2 separate regions of the Homo sapiens genome follow, and region 2 is linked to region 1. The links are chromatin loops, found by intact Hi-C in ENCODE. Cell type or tissue: ascending aorta. All regions are shown on one strand. Each heading gives the region's core, and the rest is flanking DNA. Links, peaks and the distances in the headings are about the cores only.

Region 1 (2,803 bases), core at 286-2,785:
TCTCAACACACACCTCCAGCAGGGCATGTGCCACATCGTGCTCCTGTGGTCAGCCCCATGCCATTGTGTGACTGGCCAGCAGCTCCCGAGCCTCTCGTCTCCAGCTAGGAGTGGTCTTTACTATCTGCCCACACTACGCTGCTGAAAGGGCCGCAGAACCCCGGCCACTGCTCCTCCAGAAGAGGAAACTGAGGGTCTAAGTGGGAAGGGACTTATCCAAGGTCTCACAGTCGCTTCAAAAGATCTCACAGTTGGTAAAGGAATTGGGAAGGAAGAGGAGGAAGTGAGAGGCCACTGAGGGCAGGTGCACAGTAGGTGCTCAATGAAGATCCACAGAAGGAGAATGAAGGGCACGGAGGAGAGGGAGGAGGAAGAGGCCATGCACCCACCTCCACCCCTATCCCACATCTCCCTCCATCACCAGGCAACATCTGCCCTTTCTTCCCCAGGGGTTAGCGCTTCCTAGTTGTCAAGGGCAGCACATTCTAGATGCTGGGGACTTGACCTCACATGCGGCCCTTCTTGCTGGAGTTTCGCTGGAGTCACACCCTCCCTATGGCTGCAGGCTGGCTGCTCAGGCCACAGCCCCTTTCCTGGTTATCTGTGTTGCTGCTGAATCCTGGCCAGGGGTAGTGAACACAGCCCAGGTCTTGGACTCCAGGACAGCGCCCCCTCAGCTCCCCAAGGAGCTCAGAGGTCCCAAGCCCCTGGCCAGCTTGTCTCAGCTGGAGGGAGGTTCTGGGCATCCTGTAGCTGGACTCTGGGGACTCTGAGGCCTGCCTTGGCTGAGAATCTGTCTTGGCACAGATTCTGTGCCAAAGCGATGGGCAAATTTTTCTCCACAGGAAACCCAAGTACCCCAGTGCAGTTGAACTCTCCGTGCTGTCTCCTATCTATGAAACCGGCTGGCAGGCACAATAACAGCCCTCACGCCTCCGGGTGCAGTTACGGGCATTGGATGAGCTATTTCTTATAAAGGGCTTAGAACTGTGCCCGCTGGCGGGAGGAAGTGCTCCATAAACATTAGCTGGTTTCCACAGCCCTGGGTGAAACAGAAGGCACGGGGTGGGCCCAGGCTGGGGGAGTGGGGACAGGAAACCTGACTTCCAGCTCCAGCCCCAGCTCAGCAGATAGGCCATTTGGTTCTGCAAGGCCCCCACCCCCTTGCCTTCCCTCCTTCTGTACGTGTGTGTCATATTTTGTTGGCTTTGGGGCTTTCTTTTCTTTCTTTCTTTTCTTTTTTTTTTTAAATAAACAAGGGCTGCATGAAACCCCTAATATTCTGGGTAAGTGTTGAAACAGCTCAGAAATCCCCTCCTCCCCTTGTGACTCAGTGGCAGGAGCGATAAGCAGAACTACTGGTGACACTGTGGGAGAGAAATTCTGCAAAATAACAGCTGGGCAGCCCGGGACCCCAGGGAGTTGAAATGGGACCTCGGAGACATCAGGATGTCCTGGAGAGGCACCAAGGCCAGAGGTCCCCCAGGGACCGTGGAGGGGGCATTAAGCCCTGAAAACAGATCATGATGCCCATCCCCCCAGCACAATTAGAAATAAAAACAACCCGGGACAGTTAAATTAGTGTAAGGAAGTCCCTCAAGAGTTTTACTTTTCCCGTAACGGCGATTTTCGATGCTCCTTCGGAAACATCAGATTCTTTCCAAGCGTTATTCTTTTTCTATTTTGGTGCCCGAAGTACTAGCGTGGTGGACCAAGCCCCTACACCAGCCGTGAGCGACCCCTGCGGGCTGCCTGGCCCCTGTGGGCACTGGCTCCGGGGATGCGGCAGGGGGCGGAGGGGGCGACACCGGGCTTGGGGGGCGGGCAGCGGAGGGAGGACTGGGGGTGGGGAGGGGGGAGGGCGGGGAGGGCGCCCAGCGGCGCGGCCGCGCCCCCCACCCCACCCCATTCCACCCCCACCGAGGACCGCGCTGGGGTTTCAGAAAGCGCTTTTCTGGCCCTGCCGCCGGATCTGACTCAAAAAGGGGAGCTGGCTCAAACCGAAAGAATAATTCGGTTAGCCAAAGCGCCGATATTTCCCTGGGGCCCAAATGGCTGCCAGGCAGGGGGCTCCAGGGCCGCAGCCTCGCCGGCCCCTCGGGCCCCGCCGAAAGCCCCGGGCCCCATCCATCTTCGCCACCGAAAGGGGCAGGAAGAGCAGCTGAGAGGAGGGCGCCTCCTCCAGCCCCGCAGGCTCTGCTGCCGGACCGTCGTGTCCCTCCCGAGGCCTTCCCCTGCCTGTCCCAGCGGGCCCTGCTCTCTCGGGTTCTCAGGACGTTGGGCAGACCCCTTAGGCCTCTTTTCTAGCAGCACGCACATTCCTGCACACCTCCGCATGTGAAGTTTTTCTGGAAGTATCATGTGGACACTTTTGGAGGCCTACACCCACTCTTAGAGGTGTCTGGCGTCCCATTGCAGGGGCGTTCCGTCTTTTGAAGTTGAAGAATTGTCTTGGACCATACGTAAAATACACTAACACTACCGACAGCCGGTGAGCTAAAAGAAAAAATCGCGAAAATACCTCAGTGTTCTAAGAAAGCTTTATGAATTTGGGCCGCATTCAAAACCTTCCTCAGTCACATGCCGCCCTTGGGCCACGCGTTGGACAAGCTTGCATCCTAGAGACCAATGCGAAATTAACTCGAAAAGAAAGAACCGCTCGGGCCGATTCAACACCCCTGTCACCTATCCTCACCCACGATTTCACTCCCAGGCCCCTTGGCCTGGCGGCGCTTGCCCTTTGGCCAGCGTCCTAGAGGTCACAGTGAGGCCCAAATGAACGGGGTTTTACCGAACCGACATG
Region 2 (2,803 bases), core at 14-2,513, 170 kb after region 1:
GAAAGAAAAATTTTTTAATTAGAAAAAAAAGAAAAAGAAAAAAGAACCAATGGAAAACTCCTATAGAAACACTTTCGGACTCTGAGAGCCTTACTGGCAGCTCTGAACCTGGCAGGGCTCCTTCCAGCTCCTGAACTCTTCATGATCCCCAACTGCGGTGTGGTCAGGTTCATCGTTGGCATCAAAGTCATCCCCCAGGGACCCATCGGGGAAGTCTCCACAGTCACTCTCGTCAACTTCAGCATTGATGTCAAATACCTGGTCATTCTTCTTAAACTTGTCTACCAGGGCCGACACAGACTGGAGGGACAAAAGAGGGTTCTGTAATTCTCATTCCTATAACCACCCCAAATCACCACTGGAGGGACAGCCTTCTCACCCTTAAATTTCAGTTTCCAGCCTCCTCCTTCCCCTGAGCCACCCTTCCCTTTCCCATCCCCTGCCTGCCTGGGCCAAGACTCTCACGATAGTACAGTGAGGGGGAAGTTTATATTGTGCAGCACAGGAGGAAGCTGCATTGTTGTCAGGCACATTTTGTAAAACATGAAACAGGATTCTGTACCCATTAACTACATGTTTGCAGAAAACAGTTTTCCATGGAGATCATTTATTTTGGAAATTGTAGTAAGTAGGCTAAAGGGGGCCATGCTAAAAATACACAGAGGAAAGCTCTACACATGACAATTTCTCAGGAAACTCTGTGCCAAGGGATTCAACCCCAAAGAGCAGGAAATTCCTCAAGCTTGACGGCAGCCTAAGAGATTCGAGGCCACTGGGATAACCACATTCAAGAGTAAATCTAATTATAAATGTTCACTGATTAATGCCAGGGCCGCCTTACCCTAGGATAGCAGAAGAGAGGACATAAAGCTGATCCTGGAACTCACTTACCTCTAGAATAGTCCTGCTGGGGTTCACAACCCTACCCTCCTCCCTCAGGGTTTTTGTCCCTACAGAAGTGCCAAAGGAAATATTTTCTGTACTCCTGGCTAAATAAAGATGATGCCACAGTTTTGGTTCCCATTGGGCAGGACCACTCTTGAGCCAACTAACTGAAACCATGAGCCACTAAAACTTGACCACACCTCATTATGTGTTTCACTGTCCCACTGTGTAAACTGGAACCCGGCCAGGGAAGGGCAGATCTGGCGATCTTCTGCACACTGCTGCAAGGGCGCTGGAGAGGATAGCAAGATCACAAAGAGAGATTAGAAGGGGGTCAAGTGCATTCCTTACTCCCTTCAGAATGATACTGAGTGGGACGAGAGATGAGAGGCACAGTTACCTCACTGTCCTCCAGCAAAGGCTCAAGTATCATCAGTGGCTGGCTAGCTGCCAGTCTGTGTCCCTGCCTCTTCTGGGAGCGAGCAGATGCGTCGGCCACACCCACGCTGGAGTGAGGCTATGCACTGTCATCGCACAAATTAGTAAAATACTAGAGGAGAAACCTAAAGCACAGACATTCGATTCTGAAATGAATTCTGTGACCTATGCTATAGCTGGGAAATCAAACGCTTCGTCTTAAAAATACACCAAGTACATAGGCAATCATGTAATGGTACTTTAACTTATTTTTAGTCCCAAACTAGAGAAGACTTACTTCAGGGGATTAGAGCCCCAAATGAGAGCACAAACTTGGAAAATAGATCGTTAGCACAAAAACTATACTAAACAAAATTGAGGCAAGAATAGAAATGACAAGAATGGGAGCTAACAACTGCCCAGCCTGGAGGGGAAGTATTAATTTCATTCAACACATAAAAATGACCGCACTTGAGATGAAGATCAGCGAGAGTACGAACACTGCATTGGAAATGTGCAGGAGGGGGCAGCTCTTCTGGGACCCCAAGTGTAGCTACTGCACTGCACGCACCTGGCCTCCCTACCTGCTGGCACCTCATTACAACATCCCAAGGAGAACCCCCAACTCAGGCGTGGAGGCGTATATGGGAGGGATGCTAAAATCTCTGTCAAGCCAGTATAGGGGACTGATAATAGGAGAGATCAGTTCTTAGACTGCTGCAGAGGAGTCTCAAAACAATTCACAACGCTCTCTTCTCCTCAGGGCCCCCTGGATGGGGAGCAAATAAAAACAAAGCCTCTCTGGCTAGGCAAAGGTCTCTCTAAGTCCCCTTCCCAAGAACAAACTGACACTCCAGGAGGAACCCAGGTCTCCCAAATGTGACTTGGAGAGCTGACTGCAAACAGTGGGCACCTAAGGTACCGGGCACATCAAGACCAAGAGGCGATGGTTTACCGTTTTAGACTCCACGCCGCAGAGAAGACAAAAGTTAGTGGGTTGCAAGGCACTCCCAAAAGGATACACAATTTGGCATTCCAGAGGAAACTTCTGGGTAATTTAAGCAACATAAGAGCATGATGGGCTTATTGTACCCCATGGTTATGTAAAAAAATTCCCCAATGACTGAAATGCTCTGGTGAAAGGCATCACTTGTACTTACCTTTTAAATCTGTCATTTCTACACAACCTAACTCTGGCAACTCGAGAGGTTCTCCCGTGGAGAGAGTCTGGACATCAGAGGGAAACAGCAGTTCACTTCTGTAGTCCTGGCAGTGGAGAGTGGACAGAAACACCCCTGCTGTGCTGCACTCATCAAATGAGGCTGCTGTCTTCTGAAACATGGGATCAATCTGAACACAGAGAGAGAAGAAACTGAAGATTTACGGCATGTAGCCAAGGGAAAGATAAATTCTCATGCATTTGGCCCCACTCATTAGCAGGTATATACACTGGACTGAAATATCTCCACTCATGGTCAAAAGTGGTTTGTTTTTGTTTTTT

What was found. Hi-C counts contacts between places; a loop is a spot of excess contacts. Peaks named below come from ENCODE experiments on the same cell type or tissue, not always from the same donor. Only the 100,000 strongest peaks of a DNase experiment are listed, where the experiment ranks them.
Region 2: it touches region 1 in a loop (2.0-fold over the local background); 2 of 110 quality-filtered maps call a loop at or near these places.

Annotation. Positions count from the first base shown.
Region 1 is chr2:96,526,715-96,529,517 of GRCh38, reverse strand. It overlaps LOC105373496 (a long non-coding RNA gene), which reads left to right. Exons shown (of 3, transcript NR_135564.1): 3 at 1,335-1,578. Among named protein-coding and RNA genes, the nearest start is that of ARID5A, 8.6 kb to the left of the region's middle. RefSeq lists an enhancer at 719-868 and silencers at 1,729-1,828, 1,979-2,318. In ascending aorta, for the core only: a CTCF peak has its summit at 1,766 (motif pointing left); DNase peaks (open chromatin) are centred at 707, 997, 1,387, 1,737 and 1 weaker place; H3K4me3 peaks cover 2,000 bases; H3K27ac peaks cover 2,500 bases.
Region 2 is chr2:96,351,680-96,354,482 of GRCh38, reverse strand. It overlaps NCAPH (non-SMC condensin I complex subunit H), which reads right to left. Exons shown (of 18, transcript NM_015341.5): 7 at 2,463-2,652; 8 at 1,086-1,177; 9 at 95-300. Among named protein-coding and RNA genes, the nearest start is that of NCAPH, 17 kb to the right of the region's middle. In ascending aorta, for the core only: no CTCF peak of the experiment used is centred there; DNase peaks (open chromatin) are centred at 174, 822 and 1,062; H3K4me3 peaks cover 813 bases; H3K27ac peaks cover 1,748 bases.